Regions from separate parts of the Mus musculus genome. Here region 2 is linked to region 1. A link is a loop called in an ENCODE intact Hi-C map of the cell type or tissue named here. Cell type or tissue: left cerebral cortex. All regions are shown on one strand. Links, peaks and the distances in the headings refer to the core of each region. The heading gives the core; the rest is flanking DNA.

What was found. A loop is a pair of places that touch in the nucleus more often than their neighbours do. Peaks named below come from ENCODE experiments on the same cell type or tissue, not always from the same donor. Only the 100,000 strongest peaks of a DNase experiment are listed, where the experiment ranks them.
Region 2: it touches region 1 in a loop (7-fold over the local background); 2 of 42 quality-filtered maps call a loop at or near these places.

What each region holds. Positions count from the first base shown.
Region 1 is chr7:93,383,877-93,395,811 of GRCm38, reverse strand. No RefSeq gene overlaps it. Among named protein-coding and RNA genes, the nearest start is that of Gm15501, 210 kb to the right of the region's middle. In left cerebral cortex, for the core only: no CTCF peak of the experiment used is centred there; DNase peaks (open chromatin) are centred at 4,479, 6,267 and 6,572.
Region 2 is chr7:93,505,136-93,517,070 of GRCm38, reverse strand. No RefSeq gene overlaps it. Among named protein-coding and RNA genes, the nearest start is that of Gm15501, 330 kb to the right of the region's middle. In left cerebral cortex, for the core only: no CTCF peak of the experiment used is centred there; DNase peaks (open chromatin) are centred at 5,654, 6,288 and 7,652; H3K27ac peaks cover 232 bases.

The DNA of each region.
Region 1 (11,935 bases), core at 2,081-10,080:
AGAAAGAATACTAACTATGAAATGAAGGTTCCTATACTGCTGCTCCCCTAACTAACTGTGATTCTGGTCAGTTCTCTTCATCTTCCTGAGATATGTGTTCATTTTATGCTGAGGAATACAAAGAAGCTGGTCTTAACACTCCATCTAATGACAATCTGCCTAGTTGCTGTCTCCACTGGCTGGTAGTTCTATTGTTTAGCAGAGTCTCCTGTAAGAAACTTCTTTCAGTGTGTCAAGTCAGATAGTGTTAAAATTGACACTTCCATTGTATTATGTTTACATGTTACCCATTGGAAACTAAGTTATTTCATTCTTAGGAGAGCTATTAATCTGAGCCAGTGATTTTTTTTTTAACAAATGAGGACACCATGTTATTTAGCAGATGAGGAAACCAGGTATTTGCCCAAAGTTACTCAGCTGTTAAATGACAGAGCTAGGATTGGGCTCTATGTATGGCCTTCTGAATTAAGAGTTCTATGTATTCAGAAATAGAAAGTATCCTTGCCATCCTGAGACCACAGCAAGAATAATTTTGTTGCATTCTCCTTTGCTGACAGACATTCACCCTAGGGAGAGTGGTACTCATTATTTTTCTGTGGAGAAAACACAATGTTAACTCAGACAACATAATAATTTTATGGTTTGAATGAAAAAAAAATTTGCTCCTGTCAAAATCAATTTATATCATGAGACTAAATAAAAATTTCATGTTCTGGGTGAAGAAAAATAGAGAGAAAATGTCCTGAGTGGATGAGCTTAAATTATGTCCCATTTCAATGAGTTCATTTCCCAGAGAGAGTCTCATCAGACTTTTTAATTAAGAGCAAATTGTTCATCTAGGCTCAGTAATTTGCCACTGACCTCTTCTTAATGCTTCCTTCTGGGGTGGCAGAAATGACAATAGGGCTTTCAAATTAAAAACATCAAGCTCTCTGAGACAGGGAGTCCTCCAGTCTAAGTGAGTTAGGAAAAGGAGGGGAATTGAAAAAGTAACCACATTTCTGTCTTATGCCTCCCCTAAAATATAGGGTCCAAGATGCTTAACATTGATAAGTTACATATGTAAATATTTATATGCAAATATGTATGTGTCTTTACATAGAAATTTGTGAAAATGAAATCATTCAGAAGGCTACCTATGATGTCAGGCAGTGGCTTTATGAAGGAAGGCTTAGTGTAGAATGGTGTGTACCTAGATTCCTCTGAGGAAAAGACAGCCACTGGGGTCAATTTAAGGAAAGTTATGTGGGATAGAGTTTGGCCTTTGGGGTAGTGTTTCGTTGGTAAGGCTCTGGAATGAAGTGAAAGGGTGAAAACAAAATTCTGAATAAGAAATGATAACTTTTCATACCAATACAGTGGTAATAGGTTTGCTAGAAATAAAGAATTCAGGGGGGAAAAAGGCTACTGCTATAACTATCACTTTATCCATGACTGCTGCTTTACATCTTTGCTGCAACTGCAACAAAACTATTATTTCTATGCCTATAAAATGGCCACTTGATAATCATCACTTACTAGGTAGCAGAAAATGTGTGATTACAACTATACTTTTTCTTAACTAATTATTCCTATAATGTATGCATTACTATCTATGGTATAGCATATTCAGTGAAACATGGGGATGTGATCTTGTCACTGAGTAAGGAGAAATGGGAACCAGTATAATTGGCAAGACAAACCCTACCATGACTTACAAGCCAAGACATAATGTACTGCATGAATTCCCTAAACTAATATTTTAGCATCAACTCATTCAGACTCAAATCTCCCAAGGAAAGAACGCATGCTGTGTTGATAGTGAATCTGAATCTCTGGGCTCATATATTCTAAAAGTAATACCCTTAAGGCTTCCAGAAACTCACCTAATTTGCAAAGTCTAACTTTACCTGGAATATACTACTTGTTAAACTACATCCTATAGACTGCATCTCTCTCTCTCTCTCTCTCTCTCTCTCTCTCTCTCTCTCTCTCTCTCTCTCTCTCTCTCTCTCCCAACCCCTGAAAAAATAGAATCAGTATTTGTTTGATAGATGATTGAACTGAGGCTCAGAGATACTTTGCAAACTTTTGCTTTTCACACAACTAGAATCTGTGAAAAGCACAGATTCCACCTGTTAGTTTGGTTTTTTTGTTAGTTATTTCCCTAAAAATGTTTAGAAAGATGTCATATCCATTGATAACCTTTATAATATAACCTGTATTAAATCTTGAAAGTAGGGAAATTCAGTGACCTGAAGAATTTTAATCTTCAATCTATTTAAATTCTTGTAACTAAATACAGTACCAAAGATGTTATTTTACAAAACTGCAGCAACTTATAAGTAGACAATTTCTGAATACTAAGCCCACACACATTGAAGAAGTGGTAAGGCTGTATTAGCATTTACCAGTCTAGTACCTCAGTGGTGGAAAAGATTAATATATCATCCAATTAATATAAAATGTAGTTTACTTCCAGAGCATGGTGTTTCCTCTACAGCATCAAAGCAGGCATCTATTGTGAAGGTGCTGCTTTGTCAGCTGGAACAGCAACTTTTACAAACACTTGTGTGGAATAGTAAATGTGGAATCTGCCACCCTACTGTTCACATGCTCCTCATCTGACCTGCCAACTTCCTACAGTTAAACAAATCCCTCCTGCAAGTCAGCCTCTAGAACTGATGGATTACTTTAGGATAGCTTGTGTTCCATTTGCAAAGCTGCTTCTCTAGCCCACGGCCTGCAGAAGGAAAGAAGTCTGCCTAACCATGTGACTAAACCGAAAATTTTCATCCCACCAATGAACATAATTCTGTGGGACCATGTAACTCATTTCCTCTCCTTAGAAGATGGATAAGATCTTGTGATGTCTTAAGAAGTGATCCTATTGGATGGGTCACACGGCCCCCAATGGAGGAGCTAGAGAAAGTACCCAAGGAGCTAAAGGGAACTGCAACCCTATAGGTGGAACAACAATATGAACTAACCAGTACCCCAGAGCTTTTGTCTCTAGCTGCATATGTATCAAAAGATGGCCTAGTCAGCCATCACTGGAAAGAGAGGCCCTTTGGACTTGCAAACTTTATATGCCCCAGTACAGGGAAACGCCAGGGCCAAAAAGGGGGAGTGGGTGGGTAGGGGATTGGGGGGGTGGATATGGGGGACTTTTGGGATAGCATTGGAAATGTAAATGAGAAAAATACCTAATTAAAATAAATAAATAAATAAAAATAAAAATCAATTCTCCTAATAAATTAAATTCAAATATTATATACTGGGGTGTAAAAAAAAATAAAATAAAATAAAATAAAATAAAATAAAATAAAATAAAATAAAAAATAAAAAAAGAAGTGATCCTTGGCACACACCTTTAATTCCAGCACTTGGGAGACAGAGGCAGGCAGATTTCTGAGTTTGAGGCCAGCCTGGTGTACAGAGTGAGTTCCAGAACAGCCAGGGTTATACAGAGAAACCCTGTCTTGGGAAAAAGAAGAAGAAGAAGAAGTAGAAGAAGAAGAAGAAGAAGAAGAAGTAGAAGAAGAAGAAGAAGAAGAAGAAGAAGAAGAAGAAGAAGAAGAAGAAGAAGAAGAAGAAGAAGAAGAAGAAGAAGAAGAAGAAAGAAGAAGAGGAAGAGGAGGAGGAAGAAGAAGAAGAAGAAGAAGAAGAAGAAGAAGAAGAAGAAGAAGAAGAAGAAGAAGAAGAAGAAGAAGAAGAAGAAGAAGAAGTGATCCTGCAGCCATTGCCTGAGTCTCCCATGGGCTCTGGAGTGTGGATTTGCCATTGTGGCTGTTGCTATAGCCTCTACCTCTCATGTCTACGACTGTTTGGCATCCTTCTGTGCCTATTCAAGACTCATCATATAACAGTTCTTTTATTCTGCCTTCTAAGATACAATAGGAAATGAGACCATATTAATTTTTTCAAGAAAATCAAAGACTCTTTTAAGAAAGGGCATTTTAAGTTTTAAGGCCTCTTAAGTGCTATCCCTTCTTGCCTGAAGATACCTTTATACATCATCCTGCAGCCCTACCATCAGGGATCCCTTCTGAATATAATGTAGTGTTTACCTCTGTTCTTCTTCAGTTTCAATTTTGCATAAGCTACCCTCACTCTCCAGTCTGCCCTCATGGATTCCTTGAAGTCTATAATCCCCATAATAATAGAAGCACTGAACAGTTTAATCCAAGAATATCAACTCTTCACAGAGATAGTGAATCTATTATGCTGGACAGAAGCTGAGTCTGGCTAGGCCATGACTTGGTGATTTTGAAACATGCCTTATTAAATAGAAAATGGAGCAACTGGAGTTAGTATGCAATAAACATACCTGGTAAAACAAATTATATTTAAGGCATATTCAACAAACATGGGTGAACTTTTCCTGTCTACAAGTCATTATGCCTCAGAGAGTGTGAGTGCTAGGAAAGGAAACATAATAAGTTCATCCAAATGAAAATATGATAAATTTTCTCAATATAGAACTGCCTCTGGCATAAAAATTAGCACTCAGTGTATTCTGAGATACTTCTTAAGCTAAATTCACAGAGTTTTCTTTCTTATTTCACACTACTTTCTGAAAATAAAAACTGAATAAGTAAAATGTAGATAAATACATAAAAAGCAGAAACATCTCATCTTTCCTTGTGATGGGTGTATGAACTGAATATATAAGCTTACACCAGCAGTTCTCAAAATGCTTTAACTGAGATCACCTCATACAGTTTATTTATTCTAATTTTTCAATTACAGTGCTTCAGTGGATTGTCCTAGGCCTTTACAAATATACTAAGGCTGTAGACTCAGGGGAAAATAAAGAAAAAGGATATGAAGTTGGGGACATTTACAAAAGAGAACATAATGGGAGTTGGAAGTAAAAATTGGGAGGTACATATAATCATATTTCATTGTGTGCATATGTGAAAAGTAGGCCATTCTCACTATAAGCCATAAAACCATATACCCATAAAGAAAAACTGACTTAGCAAGATGTAGTTATATATTTGTACATGTATAGGAAAGTTTAATATATTCCAACTTTAGTAAGACATTCATTATCAATCAGATTAAGGAAGTTGATCAATCTGAAATCATAACTTATTGAGCCTTGTCTTAACATTTTAAATATAGCCAATAAGTATGTCAAAAGGAAGCATCTGACATTCCATCTTTAATCATACACAGAAATTCCGTCCAGGCTGTATTATATATGTCCTTACGTATGCATATAGACATACTTATATTATGTGTATCTCTAATATATATAATATTATAGCTCTTATAGAGACATATTATATATAAAAAGAGAGAAAGTGAAAGTAAAACGTAAAAACAAAACTCTAGGCCTTTAGGCCCAGGCTTGGGAATGTGACCTCTGTGACTTAATGCTCTAAAGTATGCTAATCATAAAACCAATAGTGACATTCCTCCACCCACCTGCTTCCTGGGTTCAAAGAGTGTTCATTCAAAAACTGTGCTGTTAGGGGCTCTTAGCAACTGTCTTGAGAGATAACCGGAACAATTACCAGGTATTCCTTGTGACTCTTGTGACTTTGCACTTCCTTGGGACTCTTAACTGGTATCTTTGGTATTTTCCAACAATGCCCTCCCCACTTCCTTGAGTTGTGGTTTCTTCCTTTAAATACCCCCTTACCCAGCTACTCGGGGTGCCATGGTCCTCTACCCCTGTGTGATGTATGACTGTGGGCCCAAGAGTGCTCTTGAATCAAAATCCTCTTGCAGTTTGCAGCAAGACCGTTTCTTGTGAGTGATTTGGGGTGTCGCCTCTCCTGAGTCAGAACGTGGTGGAGTCCTCACATTGTGGGTCTTTCAAAAGCAAGAGAAGAAGAAAGACAGACAGAGAGAAAGAGAGAGGGAGGGGGAGTAGGCAGCTAAAAATCAACAGCTGGTCAAGAGACTAAGGCAATATTTCAAGCCCTTCTAATAAGCTCTTCTAACTAACTTTGCCAGTCTTCCATTTCCTTACTAGTGTTCCTGTCAAATACTGTGGTAGTTTGAATATGTTTGGCCCAGGGAGTGGCACTATTTGGAGGTGTGGCCTTGTTGGAGGAAATGGGTCACTGTGAACATGGATTTTAAGACCCTCATCCTAGCTTCCTGAAAACCAGTCTTCTCTTAACAGCCTTCAGATGAAGATGTAGAGCTCTCAGTTCCTCCTGCACCATGCCTACCTAGATGCTGCCATGCTCACAGATTGGTGATAATGGACTGAGCCTCTACATTTGTAAGCCAGCCCCACTTAAATGTTGTCCTTATGAGAATTACCTTGGTTATGATGTCTGTTCCCAACAGTTAAATCCTAACTAAAACAAATACCCTGGATGCCTAGACACTGCTGCACACCAGGCTGGAAGGATTAAGCAGAGCCCAGAATAGGTCTGGCTGCGAGTCTGAAGTAGGGTGGGGGTGGGAGGAAGGGATGGGAGAGAGGCCTTCTCTGAGGATTTCAGTGTTACAGCACTTTTAAACAAAGGCCTCCAATGACTTTCACTAAAACAGCTTATCCACATATACTTTATTTGGGGTAGCTAAAGGCTATATATGAACCTTGGAGAGTGGGAAGAAGATTTCAGGGGGAATGTAAATCACTGGCTGAAGATTAAAGTACTGGAAATGCCTCCTTTGAATGGAGAGGAATTTCAAGAATTCCAGGTACTTGCAGGGCAGGTTCATATGTGGAAAGAGGAAGCTGAACTTGTAGGTTTGTCAAGGATAATGTGACCTTTCTCAGGTAGAGAGTGTGGGGGTCACTCTCCCCAGATAAAGTCAGGAAGAGAAGAGGAAGCCCTGTGGAAGAAGGAGTCCTCCATTTTGTGCTAAGCTCTGAAGAGTTATTGGGACATATTAGACAGTGACCTTAAATAACAGTTTTCCCACATCTCTGGTTTTTTTATTGATAATGGAGAGCTGTCATAGTAGTCTTCACCCTCTATTGGGAATGGTTTGGTATTGAACTAGAATCCAATTAGTGTTTATCTGCCATTTAAAAGAAAATGGATGAGGCAGAGTGTCGGGTAGAACAGGACTCCAATGGCCAGTACTGGGCCAAGAAGAGGAAGAAGCCAAGCCACAAGGGGGTTGGAGTACCATGGGGTTGAGGTTTTAGGCACATAGTGTTCTCAGAGATCCCAGTGGAGATTTTTGAGCATTTCTCTGTCTCGTTCCACCATCCCAGATGCTTTAACTTAGAAACAGCAGTCTTTTTCCAACATAATGCAAGGCCCTCCCTGTTCAGCAGTCATCAAAGACAGAGCTCTTCAGTTTCAGAGAGTGACCTCTGCTAGGAGGTTTATCTGTTATTGAAGGGACTCAAGACTAATAGATAGATAGGAAAACTACATGATTGTCTAATGACATAACTTAGATAACCATGTAATACTTGGGAAAACTTTGTAAAAGTTGAAATGAAAATTGAACAATATCTGTTTGGTGAGATGTGTGCTGAGTAAAGTATGTTTGGTTTAAATAAAGCCAGAACTAAACCTAGGTGGGTTCAGTGAGATGGTGGAGAAGAAAGAAAACAGAGACTGCAAATATAGAGTAGGAGAAGGAAGAATGAAAAATAAAAGGAAGTTCATAAGGGAAATTTTAAAAAAATAGTGAAAGAGAAGTGAGGGAGAGAAGGTGGAGGAAGTTCTCCAAGGAAATGGATTAAAAAGATGGGGCAAAACTGATGAATACTAAAATATCAATGATAGGTCTGCATCGGGAGCTGATCCTGTGCCACAGCACTCCATACCCAAATACCACCAGGACAGAGCAGGTCTCCCATGAGTGCCAACACACTTGTCCGCACAGTTAAGACCACTACTTCTGCTCAAATTCTTGGCCCAAGAGAGACTAGCAGCTATGTGAACATGAACAAAGCAATAAACTGCCATAAACTTCAACATTTATCCCTAAAATTGAGATAACAGTAATAGTCTAAAAAAAGGTCTGAATGCAGTGGGTCACGTATGTAAATTACTTAAGAAACTCTCTGTTATAAAGTAAAAGAAATAAATGTTATCATTATTATTTCTAATGGGAAAATAAAGCAGGTTCAGTCTACTTCAGAAGATGAAGTAGAGTACACAAAATCCAGGGACCCATCCCATAATCAGCTTCCAAACGCTGACACCATTGCATACACTAGCAAGATTTTGCTGAAAGGACCCAGATATAGCTGTCTCTTGTGAGACTATGCCAGGGCATAGCAAACACTGAAGTGGATGCTCACAGTCAGCTATTGGATGGATCACAGGGCCCCCAATGTCGGAGCTAGAGAAAGTACCCAAGGAGCTAAAGGGAACTGCAACCCTGTAGGTGGAACAACATTATGAACTAACCAGTACCCCCCAGAGCTCGTGTCTCTAGCTGCATATGTATCAGAAGATGGCCTAGTCGGCCATCACTGGAAAGAGAGGCCCATTGGTCGTGCAAACTTTATCTGCCTCAGTACAGGGCAACGCCAGGGCCAAGAAGTGGGAGTGGGTGGGTGGGGGAGTGGGTGGGGGAGCCTGTGAGGGACTTTTGGGATAGAATTGGAAATGTAAATGAAATAAATACCTAATTTAAAATATTTTTAAAAAAGAAATGTAATAATAAGGCTTCTCAGAGAAAAAGCACAAAGCTGGGATATAGAGATTTGCTTAGTCACTAAGTACCCTTAGTCTTTCTATTGGAAAATTAAGTAAAAAGAATGTGGTATATAACTATATATATATTGAAATATCTATACTTGATATTGGCAGACAAGACAGTTTCTTTCTAGTTATTTATTTCCATCATAAAAGGGAGGTAAGGTAATCTGGAATGTACTCATAAATACCATATTCATAAAATTGAGGCAAGAAAATAGCATTTAAAACATATGTTATGGACGACAGAAGAGTAGGTAAACCAGAAATAATTATATGATTATCCAAAAAACTGTCAAGAACTTTTGGTAAGATTACTGAATCAAACTTCATGGAGAAATAAGCCTGTCCAAGTGAGAATTGTTATAGCAGTATTAGCTGCTCAGAAGTAGGTGTGGGAAAAACAATCAGCTGTTTTTACTCGGGTCACTAAGGGTTAATGTCACAGGGTTGTCATAAAATAGAGCAGAGCAAGGAAATGTAGGACATTCTCAAAAGTATTATGAAAATAATGACATCATGTAATTACTGCAATAAGGAAAATAAATAAAAGACTTTATGGTCTTATGAAGGCAGAAGGGACAATAAATTTGAGATATCTTTTAGGTTAGAAGAATAGTCACCGATATGCTGTAGAGATGACTTAGTCAGTAAAATGCAGACTCATAAGCACGAGGGCCTGGGTTTGACCCCCAGATGCCAGATGTAATGACCACAGTTACAATCCCAGTGATCTTTAAATTCTTTCTTGAGAGACTTGAAGTTCTTATCATATAGACCTTTCACTTCCTTAGTTATAATCATTCCAAGGTATTTTATATTATTTGTGACTATTGTGAAGGGTGTTGTTTCCCTAATTTCTTTCTCAGCCTGTTTATTCTTTGTGTAGAGAAAGGCCATTGACTTGTTTGAGTTAATTGTATATCCAGCTACTTCACTGAAGCTAATTCTCAGGTTTAGGAGTTCTCTGGTGGAGTTTTTAGGGTCACTTATATATACTATCATATCGTCTGCAAATAGTGACATTTTGACTTCTTCGTTTCCAATTTGTATCCCCTTGTTCTCCTTTTGTTGTTGAATTGCTCTGGCTAGGACTTCAAATACTATGTTGAATAGGTAGGGCAAGAGTGGACAGCCTTGTCTAGTCCCTGATTTTAGTGAGATTGCTTCCAGCTTCACACCATTTACTTTGATGTTGGCTACTGATTTGCTTTAGACTGCTTTTATCATGTTTATGTATGGGCCTTGAATTCCTGATCTTTCCAAGACTTTTATCATGAATGGGTGTTGGATTTTTTCAAATGCTTTCTCAGCATCTAAGGAGGTGATCATGTGGTTTTTGTCTTTGAGTTTGTTTATATACTGGATTACGTTGATGGATTTCCATATATTAAACCATCCCTGCATCCCTGGAATGAAACCTACTTGGTCAGGATGGATGATTGTTTTGATGTGTTCTTGGATTCGGTTAGTGAGAATTTTATTGAGTATTTTTGCATCGATATTCATAAAGGAAATTGGTCTGAAGTTCTCTATCTTTTTGGGTCTTTCTGTGGTTTAGGTATCAGAGTAATTGTGGCCTCATAGAATGAATTGGGTAGGGTACCTTCTGCTTCTATTTTGTGGAATAGTTTGTGAAGAACTGGAATTAGATCTTCTTTGAAGGTCTGATAGAACTCTGCACTAAACCCATCTGGTCCTGGGCTTTTTTTGGTTGGGAGACTATTAATGGGGACTTTTGGAGTAGCATTGGAAATGTAAATGAAGAAAATACCTAGTTAAAAAAAAGAATAAAAAAAATTAAGCCTTAAAAAAAAAAAAAACAATCCCAGTGATAGTGATACAGAGGTGGAGACAGGAGGATGCATGAGCCTCACCCAACTAGAGCTACGGGCCAGTGAGAGACTTTGTCTCAAATGCAGTAAACAGATGGTGTTTTTGAGAATTACACACAAGATTTGGCCTAGCATGTGTGCTTGTGCATGTGTACACATGGACAGGCACATTAAAATAAAATAGTGGTAATGGGAATGTAGAAAAAAAATGTAGAGAAAATGGGAAGTTTGAATTGATGGTTTTAAATAAGGAAATTTCAGTGAGAGGAAAGCCTAACTCTGATCTTGCCACCATGGCTATGGATGACTAGTCAGCCACAAAAGAAGCAGTGAGGATTGTCCACCTGCAGGTACACTAGAACACTAGCCAGTCGGTGTTTACTGAATGTTGGAGAAATCAAAACAGCCCTGTGTCTGATTTCATATGGACGAATAGACAAATATCTGAATAATTGTTCTAAAATTTGAAGGATACATTAATCGTTTTACTACTGAAATGTGAAGACATAACCTTGAAGTTTTCTAGGTCTACATGAACATGTTCTCCATGGCAATTATGCTTTAAGTACCATCATTAGCCCATTTTAAAGATGAAAGCAAGAAAAGCTGAATAAATTGTGTGGGTCTCAAACGTTCTAAGATTCTGAAATGACAGGACATGGCCTAGGTGTGACTTACACCAGAAATTCAGAAATTGAATAGTATAGGTCCAGCCCATTTAGTTCAATATCATGTTCCCTGAACAGATGACAATAACCTGGTCCCAATGTGAGTGACACTTATAAAAAGACCAGGAACATGAAGTCCCTTCTAAATTTGAAGCAAATCTTTTGTGAGAATTATGTTTTAAAAGTTTGGCTTTCTCTACTGTCGATAAGATGTGTAGAGCCAAATACTTCCTTGGGCCCTTAATAATACAGTTGACAATGCCTCAGTAGAACAACCTCAGAAAAAGAATAAATGCTACAGAAACATGTGTGCCACTGAAACTTGGATCCTCCAGTTATCCTTTGTCCTGATATACTACAGGGTTTAAATCTTAATTGGACTACTTTCAAATCTGTAAGTAAAAAGAGAGAAAATTTTATCTTGATCCATTGAAAAAAAATGAATCTACACCCTGAATTAGATTCCTCACTTTGCATAAATCCTATTTTGTAAGAGTGAATTAATTATCCATAAAAAGAATGAGTAGCTTCAGTTTCTATTTTAAAGCTTGATCTACCCTCGCCAGCCCTAGAAATTGAAAATATCAATCTTGCAATGAATCAGAAGTTGTCTTTATAACCATAAAAGATCTTTTTAGAAAGAACATCTCAAGAAAGCAGAAAAAGAAAGCAAGACAAGAAAAGTAAGACCAGAATGTGGTAGCAACATGCCATTTGCTGAACACATACTTGGGTTTTATTTTTATAGAAAAATAGAATTCAGTAGTTTTTAATTCATCTCTAGATTCTAAAGGCTTGAAAGTTTTCATAGTCC
Region 2 (11,935 bases), core at 2,677-10,676, 120 kb before region 1:
CACATTAAATCAGAGACAGTGAAATTTATAGAGGAGAAAGTGGGGAAAAGCCTTGATAATATGGGCATGGGGGGAAAATCCTGAGTAGAACAGCAATTGCTTGTGCTGTAAGATCAAGCATTGACAAATGGGACCTCATAAAATTGTAAAGCTTCTGTAAGGCCTAACACACTGACAATAAGACAAAAAGGCTACCAACAGACTGGGAAAGTATTGGGGACTAATATCTAATATATATAAAGAACTCAAGAAGGTGGACTCCAGAAAATCAAATAACCCCATAAAAAATGGGGCACAGAGCTAAACAAAGAATTCTCAGCTGAGGAATACCGAATGGCTGAGAAGCACCTGAAAAAATCTTCAACATCTTTAATCATAAGGGAAATGCAAATCAAAACAATCCTTAGATTCCACCTCACACCAGACAGAATGGCTAAGATCAAAATTTCCTGTGACAGCAGATGCTGGCGATGATGTGGAGAAAGAGGAACACTCTTCTATTGTTGGTGGGATTGCAAGCTTGTACAGCCACTCTGGAAATTAGTCTGGTGGTTCCTCAGAAAATTGGACATAGTGTTACCAGAGGATCCACCAATACCTCTCCTGGGCATATATCCAGAAAATGTTCCAACTGGTAATAAGAACACATGCTCCACTATGTTCATAGCAGCTTTATTTAAAATAGCCAGAAGCTGGAAAGAACCCAGATGTCCCTCAACAGAGGAATGGGCACAAAAAATGTGATACATTTACACAATGGAGTACTACTCAGCTATTAAAAACCATCAATTTATGAAATTCCTAGGAGCTGAGACAAAAGGATGGACCATCCAGAGACTGCCCCACCCAAGGATCCATCCCATAATCAGCCACCATATGCAGACACTATTGAATATGCCAGCAAGATTTTTGCTGAAAGGACCCTGATATAGCTGTCTCCTGTGTGGCTATGACAGTGCCTGGCAAATACAGAAGTTGATGCTCACAGTCAGCTATTTGATGGAACACAGGGCCCCCAATGGAGGAGCTAGAGAAAGTACCCAAGGATCTGAAGGTGTCTGCAACCCTATAGGTGGAACAACAATATGAACTAATCAGTACCCCCCACCCACCCGCCCCAGAGCTCTGGTGTCTCTAGCTGCATATGTAGCAGAAGATTGCCTAGTTGGCCATCATTGGGAAGAGAGGCCCCTTGGTCTTTCAAACTTTATATGCCCCAGTACAGGGGAACACCAGGGCCAAGAAGTGGAAGTGGGTGGGTGGGTAGGGGAGCAGGGGTGGGAAGATATAGGAGACTTTCTGGATAGCATTTGAAATATAAATGAAGAAAATACCTAATAAAAAATTGGAAAAAATCAAAGTCTGTCTGCTAAAGGTTTCAGAACCTCAGCAAATAGCATCACCAACAACAGAACACATGTTCACATAAACAAGTATGACATAGTATGACAAGCATCATGATTGTTCTCCTTAACTTATTCCTACTATACACTATGTAATACTCACTTAAAGGAGAGGCTTTATCATTCACTTATCATACAGTTGTCAGCGTATGACCTCAACAACAAGATCCAACTAAGGACACCATCTTAACTTGGAAGAAGTAAAAATAAAAAAGAAATCAAATTTTAGGAGTACGCTTGTGTCTTCAAGAATCTATTCTGTCTTATCACTATTATCTGACCCATAATCACCCCTAAATCTAGTGTGGTTGATTCTAAGCATAGTAGGAAATGCTATATGTATTGAAACAATAAAATGTATTTTCCTTTTGCTATTGCTACCTGAATGAGCCAATGCCCCCCCCCCCCAGCTTGTTTATGTGGACATGTGCTCTGCTGTTGGTGATGCTATTTGCTGAGGTTCTGAAACCTTTAGCAAACACAGCCTTTCTGGAGGAAGCATGTTGTTGGTGGAAGAGGTTCTTTTTTAATTCAGAGCCTTACCTAATGTTTGCACTCTTACATTCTCAGCAAACTGCTACTGCCACCTGCTGTCACACCTCCCCCTGTCATTATGTCCCCCTCTCCACCCCGCAACCCCCGCCATCTCTCTCTGGAAATGAGGTAAAATGAACTCCTTCTATAAGTTATCTTGATGATGGTGTTTTATTACAGCAGCAGGAAACCAAACTGGTACAGCTATTTTCTAAAAAACAAACAAACAGATACAAAACAAAACAAGAAAAATTAATGAACATGAAAAAAACGTAGATGTTAGTATTTCTACTTATGGCACCAGAGGACACCAGGATCCAGCTTTATAGAATGTATATTATTGATTCTATACCAACATAACAACCTAGCTCTGGCAGGTATCCTCAGGAAGTAGAAAACAGAATCCAAGGAAATGTGTTTTGAGTGGCATAAATACATGAAGTAAGATATCCAGTCAGGGCTAGGCATAGGTTATGTCAAACCAAGAAGCTAGTCCTGTACCTGTGAAGGTTGTTATCTGCTCATGCCTCATGGAAAGTTCACCTGTCCTGAAGGACTTAGCCTAGAATTCCATCCACAGAGGCAGCCATCATGTGGCTAATGTGTATGACAGAGACTGAGCCCCCTTGCTTCCCTGAGAGATACTTGGAAGTGCCATCCGTGGTTCACTATTCCTCATGAGGTCTTCTAAGCCCTGTATCACAATGCATTGAAATCTACCTTTAGTCTTCCAAGTTCTGCTTCACTTACTCTTTCATGGATGGTAAACCATTTTCCAACAGACCCACTCCTCGAGTTCTATCATAGTTCCTAGAAACCAAAACTAAACCATTGGCTAGCTTTTCTCTTTTCAGCTGAATTAAAGCATTGGATTCTGAAAATAAAATGGCCATCAAGGTGAATGCTTAAAAGAAGAAAAGAGAGAATATCTAAGTTCTCACTTGGATTAATACTACCCCTGAAATCTCATGTAGTAGCTTGACCTGAGACTAGTAACCTAAATAACCTTCGAAAATAACCTAAATAAAACCCAGAAATTATTACCTCATTACTTTACCTTCAACAACTCTCATCTGTGGCTTCTTGACAGTCTCCTCATCAATAAACAGGTTCAGAAAGATGGAGTGATTTTTTTTCCAAAGATTACATATCAGTTACTATGAAAGTCAGCAATTCATGTTCAGATCTGGCAGGTTCGAGAACCTCTGCCTATATAACAGGCTCTTTCCTCTTCTCTTTGAGTGCTGCCTTATTAATAAAAGGACCTGCAGCATTTTCTGCTTGCTTTAAAGAAAACCTTTTCAGGCTGACAAGCCTATCAGAACTTGTCACTTACAATTTAATGCCACACGGCCTGGCTGGGCTTGTCAGCTTTACCGTAAAACCCGAATGGATGCCATACCACTGTGCATTTGATGTACTGGCTCCACGGAGGCAACCACTATATTAAATACTTAATGCCAGTCATGTTTATTTACTGGATCAACCTTTTACCCTGCAAATATTTCCTTTCATCCTTTACACTGAAGCCTCTACTGCTCTTTTGAAGACACATGGCATTCTGTCCACCTGGAGTAGTTTATTAGCAGTGGAGACATTTCCAACTCTAGAGAGAGAACTATTTATGAAAGAAATGGGGCCCATGGAACTTCAAGTTGGGAGAAAAAAAGCAAAAAAAAAATTAAATAATATTTTAAAATGAAAAAGTTCTTTTGCTCTCTCATATTTTGTTCCACATCAAAATATTATTTATAATGGCCAAGGTTTTTGAAGATTGATTATAAATCTTCAGTCTTGATTCTTCTCTCCCTTAAAAAGGGGAAGGAGCTTTAAAAAAAAAGAAGAATGCTCTCAAAGAAAGGGAAATTTAAAAAAAAATTAATTTAATTTCCTTCCTTACTACCACTGCCAAAGGTTTCTGTCATTACCCTTACACACATTGCCTACTATACTTCTATTTTGTGTGTGTCTGTGGGGCTCTCTCCTTTGCCTGGGACTTACCAAATAGGCTAGACAGGTTGTCCAGAGAGCACTAGGGATCTGCACCCCTCTGCTTCTCTAGCACTGGGCCTTTCAAGTCTCACCACCATAACTGGCTTTGTTTATTTATTTTACAGGGTTTGGGGGATTGAACTCAGGTACTCACACTTACACAATAAGCATATTACTGAATGAGCCATTCTGCAGGCCCAATTCTGATATTTCTTTAGACCCTACACTTATGTGCTTCTAGAAACTTCTGTCCAGTCTGGACCCAGAAGCTTTGATTCCCTGACTGTACAGCTGCATGCCTGGAATGCTCTAAACATATAAAGGAGGGTGATAAGAATGATAGGGGTGGTTTAGAGCTCATGTCTTGATAGATAGATAGATAGATAGATAGATAGATAGATAGATAGATAGATAGATAGATAGATAGATGGATGGATGGATGGATGGATGGATGGATGGATGGATGGATGGATGGATGGATAGATAGATAGATAGATAGATAGATAGATAGATAGATAGATAGATAGATAGATAGATAGATAGATAGATTATATAGAGAATGAGGAGTTAAGAACAGAGGGCACTGCTGTAGCTTAAGCACCTGTCTCACCTCATACTAAAAATGTTCTTTTCAACCTTTTCCTACAGGTCATTTATTCACTGTGGAAGAAGAAAGGACTGTTCAAGGTTCACACTCCCTTTATAATAATGAAACTGGAATATTTAACAGATGACCAAGTGTGATTGCTGCAGTGAACCCAATTTGTGATCAAGGCTCATATGATGTATATATAGGAAAGAAAATAATGAGAAATACATTGATAAATGCGTCCTAAGCTAAAAATAAGAAAAATACTGTTTGATTTTATTTGAAAACCTTTACAAATTGTCAAATTTTCTAAATAATGGAAAAGATTCATTTAAAGAAATGTTTATTAACAGGAGTTTTTAAATATGGCTGATAGACACTTGCTTGTTTTGCTGTTGTTTTCTTTTGTTGTTGTTTATAATAAAGTCTTAAACATTCAATTTTACCAATTAAGACTCAGGGGCCAGACGCTGGTCTGAAAGCCTGCTAGCTCAGAGAAGCATGGAAAGCACTCAGGTGATCTTCGAAAAGGAAAAGGATGCTCTCAAAAACCCTTCAAACTCAATGTCCCTGTCTTCTACCTCCTGTGCATCTCTCTATTTCTCCTCCTGACTCCCTCTAACTCTTTCTGTTTTTTTTTTTCCTATGTTTACTCCTTGACCACTGGTTAACCTCCTCCACCTCTTCACTTATGGTTGACTTTACTTAATTCTGTTTACAATAAACAGAAAGTTCTTTGTTTAAAAGTGTGTGCAAGGGCTGAGCTATACAACTAGAAACAGGGTTTTGTTTGTTTTTTTTCAGTAAATGAGACAATCTCAGGGTTCACAGTGTGATCAAATATTGTGCAATGCATTGCTACAGATGTTAGATGTGGTTTATACACTGAGCTTGTCTTGTATCTCTATGATATTATCTGTCATTCCAATTCTGAGATTCTAGGATGAAGTAACTATGGTTTAAAATAGAGATACAAAAACATTTTTAAAACAAAACTGCTCATATTAGATACCAAAACGCTTGAACCTTAGTAATTATATTCTTCAAAGAGCATAGTGATTCAGGAAGAGTATTCCTGGTAACCTAGCCTAAAATACTGTTTTTGAAGCTGAAGAGATGAGTCATCAGTTAAGAGTACTTGTCCCTCTTGCACAGGACCCAAATACATTTCCCAGCACCTATATAAAGATTTACAACCATCTTTAACTCAGAGTCCAGGGATGGAAGTCTCAAGCCTCTCTGGACATCAGGAATGCACATGTGCATATATACATCCAGGCAAAACAACCATCCATATAAAGTACAAATAAATAAATCATTCTGAAAATAAAAGAAAACACTCTTTTCCCCCCCTTAACAAATGAAAAAGATGATTATGACAGGGAGTTTTTAGTATTTTAGAGTATAAACCAAGTATTGCTGACTTTCAATATTGACTCATTTTCCATTCTTCTATAAGATTACAGAAAGAAGTCAAGAGTCATGACAAAAGAAAACAGAAACTGCTGCCTTTTTCTAGACAGTTAAATATCTACAAAAAGGTCTGGTGGGAAGGCATTGAGGGAAGGATCAATTTCCTAAAAATGGAATCCCTGGGGGAAGGCAGGCATCCTAGACTGCATCTGATGGAGTCAGAGACTACAAGGCCACTCCTCCTCCTTCTGAAGCATGAGATAAGGCTTAGGACACCTGGCAGATGTCAGCTCATAGTAACGCACAGAATCGTAATGTGAGTCAGAGAAAAACCATCATTTCCAAAAGTGACTGAAATTGAGTCATCATCCCAAATAAGACAAGGAAATAATAGCACTGAAAATCCAAAGGCAAATGGCATGCTTCAAAGCAGATGGTAAAAAGTCTGAGATGATCCTAGCAGCCAAGCCCAGGCAGCTGTAAAAGCTCAACTCTGATTCTCATAACTACAAATGTGCAGATACAGGGAAGTCAAGAGCTCTCCTGAGAGGTACATTGAAAGGAGAAGGTACTTGGCATGGGGTAGGGGGTAGGTAAGGTGTGAACAATTTGTCATCACTCTAGAAAATTAAAGAGCTTTCTCATCATTACCCCTTAAAAATTCATATACATACTATATAGATATACTATATTATATAATATATACATATTTATATAATATATCATATAATTTATACATGCATGCTATATGTATGTATGTTATATATGTGTATATATTACATATAATAGCATATAATATATAAATGGGGGACCATATTGCATCTTCCACTATTAGTAAAGCTGTTCTACTATTAGTAAAGATATTCTACTATTAGTAAAGATGGCAAACAACTAAATGACTACACAGCTCAAGACCAGCTCAAGAACAAGATGATCTGGGTCTATTAAAACAATTAAGTCATTCCAGGTGGCATCACGATGAAAAGCAATTCTCTCTCAAATATAGGGTATAATATAAACATAATTAAATGAGAGTAACCATTTTAAGTATAATAGCATCATATTTATGAGTGTTTGTGTTGTGTAATTATTTATATAGATATAATTATAATTATATACTGGAAATCTTTCCTATAAGTTTTCATTTTGCCAATATCTTGATGTCACTGTTCTTAGTATTTTTCTAAGAAATTATTAAAATGCACAGTGCCAGCTCATTCAAGCTTGAGAAAAATAATGTCTTCAAATCCTGATAGATGTATTGCATTATTTTTGTTTGCTTGCTTGCTTCAATTTATTTTACAAGTCTGCATGTAAACTGTCTACTTGATTAACTCTGATCCCGCTGCAGCTGGAAAAGGGGTTGTGATGCTACATAACATGCCATACTCAAGAAAGAAACAATACAAAAGTAAATAAACCCTGCTTAGAATCCTGCTTAGGTATTATTAGGCACAAAAGAAGGAGACAAAAAAAAATGTCCTCATTTGTATGGGCAAAGACTCCATGTGGCCAGTAGAGATCCCAAGCTATTTTCTTCAAATCAGCAGTGGCCTGGCTTTGCCACAAGAATGCATATTATGTCATTTGCTACCATTGTGTGTCAATTAAACATAAAATGTGAATTCTCCTACAATATGCTCCTACTGGCAGAGCATCTGGACTCTCTAAAATCTGTGGTCCAGCTTCCAAGATGTTAGTTGTTCCATGGAGACCTTGTGAAGGCTTGGCCTCGACATAGCTGTGTAATATCTCAAGCTCCAGGAGGATCTTGGCATGCAAGCTTAAAGCAGAGCATCTAAGAGATTCCTCTTGAGTCTGTTCTAATACTACTTTTAGCTCCCACATCACCAAGATTCAGACAAGATACATTTTGTTCCCTCTTCTCTGTCTTACATTGCTCAAAATATAACTCTGAATTCCACGGACTTCATTTTTCTATATCATAGGACAGGTAATTTATGTTAATTTTATAAATGGACAGTAACCATCCCACTACTTAAGTTCACAGCCCAGCCAGTGGAAGAGCTGAGATTTGAGTGTCTTGATTCTTTTGATATTCTCTACATATGTCAGGTGTCATTTAGCTAACCTTCCTGGGCACCATAGAAGATGACAGGTTGCTGAATGAGGATTCAGAACTCTAGAATTCTAATTTTTTTTACTCATTAACTTTTGAAGAATTATCCATATTTATTAAATATGAATTTTCTTATATGACAAGTAAAAAAATAAAATCAGCCTGTTTGTAGGGTTTTAGAAGTAATGCACAAGATACAATATGTGAGACCAGTATGGAATAGTCTGTTTTTGTCTGTTTTATAAATAATCAGTGTGAAAAAGGAACCCTTTTTATTATCACATGGTAGATGTAGAAAGGACAGAAAGTAGAAATTCTACAAATTATACCATCTGAACATATGGATAGACAGCAAAGCTCTTTACTTTGTTTCTCCTTCATTTAGAAGGCCATGTTTCCTATATTTTGGAATGATGGATAGAGAGAGAGAGAGAGAGAAAGAGAGAGAGGATGAAAGTATATATATATATATATTTGGTGGCAAAACAATATTACCTCTATTTTTTTTCGCAGAAATATAAATCTGTAGTGACTTCTACTAGTTTGGATACAGCTAATTCTATTGAAATTCCTTATCTTGTCTATACAGCTGCATATCCCTGATAAAGAAAATAATGTGCTTTTGAGTCATGTTTAACCTTTATAGGCTTATGCAGCCAAGTAAATACCACTATTACCTAAATGTCCCATAATATTAAGATCAAAATATGAAGGGGCTTACAATGCTCCACCCTGTTTTTATGGGGCAATTTTGTCAACTTGTAACTTCACTATTTATGATTTTAGTTGAATGAATAAATTATTACCTTATAAAAATGTTCTTCATCTTTTAAAATACAATGGGGAAAGGATAATCAAATAGCTTTTATTCATCTGAATGTATTTTAACAACTACTATGTAGACAATGTCTACAGGAATGCAAAACTTCTGCTTCAGTACTTAAGATTACTGCTGGGGCAGATTGACCTCTAATTCAATATCCACAATATCACAAAATGAGATCAAATTTTCAAGGAAACCTGCTTTGTATTTAATCAAAAAGAAAACAATTCACAAGCACTCCAGATCCTAAGTGATTAAATTCATAACAAATAGGAATTTAAAAGTTGCCTACAAGGTTTCAGTGATGGAAATTAACAAAGAACAGCTTCCTGGGAACCTATAAATCTTTTATATAAATCATAAGACATAAGTAACCACCTACTGCCTGTCTCATGGACAGATGGAAACAAAAAAGCTTGTTCTTACTTTGTAACAGTATCCTCCTTTGTCAAAAAAAGTCAGCTGGAGTTGAAAATATTTTCATAATGGTTTAATATTTAATTCTCACAGCTGAGAATAAACATACTATGTGCTATATTTTGGTATATATTTATATAATACACATATATACATGTAAAGAGAATTAGTTTTTAAAAAGAGGCCACAAATTTGAAAAAGGAGGATTTTTATACAAGAGGATTTGAAGAGACAGAAGGAAAGGGAAGATATTGGAGTTATAATCTCAAAACTGTTTTAAAAAGAAAAGTAGGGCTTATAGAGCTGGACTGCCATTTGCAATGCGACTGTTTATAAAGACATAAACTGTACTGACATCCATTTTCTTGTTTGTTTAGTTGCAGAATATGATTCCTTATCCATCATTTCAAAATACAGGAAACGTGGCCTTCTAAATGAAGGAGAAACAAAGTAAAGAGCTTTGTTGTCTATCCATATGTTCAGATGGTATAATTTGTAGAATTTCTACTTTCTGTCCTTTCTACATCTCCCATGTGATAATAAAAAGGGCTCCTTCTTCACACTGATTATTTATAAAACAGACAAAAACAAACTATTCCATATTGGTCTCACATATTTTATCTTGTGCATTACTTCTAAAACCCTACAAACAGGCTGATTTTATTTTTTATACTTGTCATATAAGAAAATTAATATGGACATTTCTTCAAAAGTTAATGAGTAAAAAAAAATTAGAATTCTAGAGTTCTGAATCCTCATTCAGCAACCTGTCATCTTCTATGCTACCCAGGAAGGTTAGCTAAATAACACCTGACATATGTAGAGAATATCAAAAGAATCAAGACACTCAAATCTCAGCTCTTCCACTGGCTGAGCTGTGAACTTAAGTAGTGGGATGGTTACTGTCCATTTATAAAATTAACATAAATTACATGTCCTATGAGATTATTAAGGGTGGCTAAATTATTGAGTATCATATGTCTGCTATAAGATACCCACCAGATAAATTTTACTACATTTAAAATATGACTATCTTGTGGTTTTTATTCTTTATAATTCTATCAATGATGCCCACTGCAATGGTTTCCTTGCAGGGATAAGGGACTCTGGTTCTAAAGGAGAAAAAATGATTCACTTGTTCCTTGAGCAAATCACTGACGTATCTCATAGGAAAAAAAAATGCAAGAACTATAGTGAAATTTTCCAACATTACACAGATGGAACTGGAAAATCATCCAGATAATATAAAAGTGGTGTTCATTATAGCTTTAATTAAATTCTGTTAGGATGTTTTAATCTCCCTATTCACGTGTCTTTGAAGCTTTGCTATAAGGTCAGAAACTTAATCTAGTCATAAAAACTAAATAGATTGTGATGTCTTCCGATCAGAAGGCACTAATGCTCTGTGCTTATCACTGAGAAATAATCTTTTCTCTGTCTACACCTCTCATGACGTTAGCAAGCAACCTTGCTTGTACTGCCATCAGATTGATTTGGACCTTTTTTTTTTTTTTTTTCCCAAGCCGGATTTATCCTGAAAACTTATTTTTGTCCTTATTTATTGTGGAGAGCCGTGCCATGAGCAATTGCCATTATAAGATGGTGCTGGCTTCCACTGCGCCTAACTAGTAAACAAGCCTTATGCGCAAGTGCAAGAGTGAATTCACGCCTAGTCACTGCCCATCTAGGGGCGTAGTAATGGGGTGATGGGCGAGCAACGAATCAGGAGCTGTCACGCCACATCAGGTGCTGAAACGTCACGCTGCAGGCTATATAAGCAGCGCCATTTTCTGGGTTTGGGGTCTTCCTCCTGAGAAGTAAGCAATAAAGCCTTTTGCCACAGAAGATTCCAGTTGTCCTGAGTGTGTTCTTGCCGGCGGGGACAAAAGCTCGGGATAATTTATATCTACAATTTTTAAAGTAATACAGAAAATATTTACATCTTTTTATCCTTTCGGAACCTTCATAAAATGATGTCTGTTATATTTATAAGCCCCTGTCTACATAAAATATTCAATAATATTTGGGAATTGGCCAGACCATCATATATTCTGTTTCAATCTACCCTCAATGTTTCTCACCCTGAAACATTAATCTTATGTATCATGTTGGCCTAGGGAGTAAAGCTTTGAGAGAGTGATCTCTGAGTTTCTGCAAATGCTGTGCAAACTTGATACATGTATCTATAGATAAAAGTGCCAAAGAGCTAGCTCATACTAAATTCTAGGCTGTATTTTCTCTTGCAAGTATATTTAAGTAATAGATGTCCCTTATGTAACTTAAAATTTATAAAGGAGACCTGTCTCGCAGACTAAAATTGATTTAGTAATGTAGTTGATTGCACAATATCTGATAACCAACTTATGACAGCATCACAATAACAGAAAAAAGAAAATAGTTAAATAAATGAGAGCACATTTATATAATGAAAGTAATATAACTACCACAAAAGTATCTCTAGCTGGGCAGTGGTGGCGCACGCCTTTAATCGCAGCACTTGTGGAGGAAGAGACAGGTGGATTTTTTAGTTTGAGACCAGCTGGGACTACAGAGTGAGTTCCAGGACAGCCAGGGCTGCACAGAGAATCCCTGTCTTGAAAAACAAAAAACAAAAACAAAAACAAAAACAAAAAAAAAACAAAAAAAAAGTATTTCTAAAAAAATAAAATTGAAAGGCAAAATGA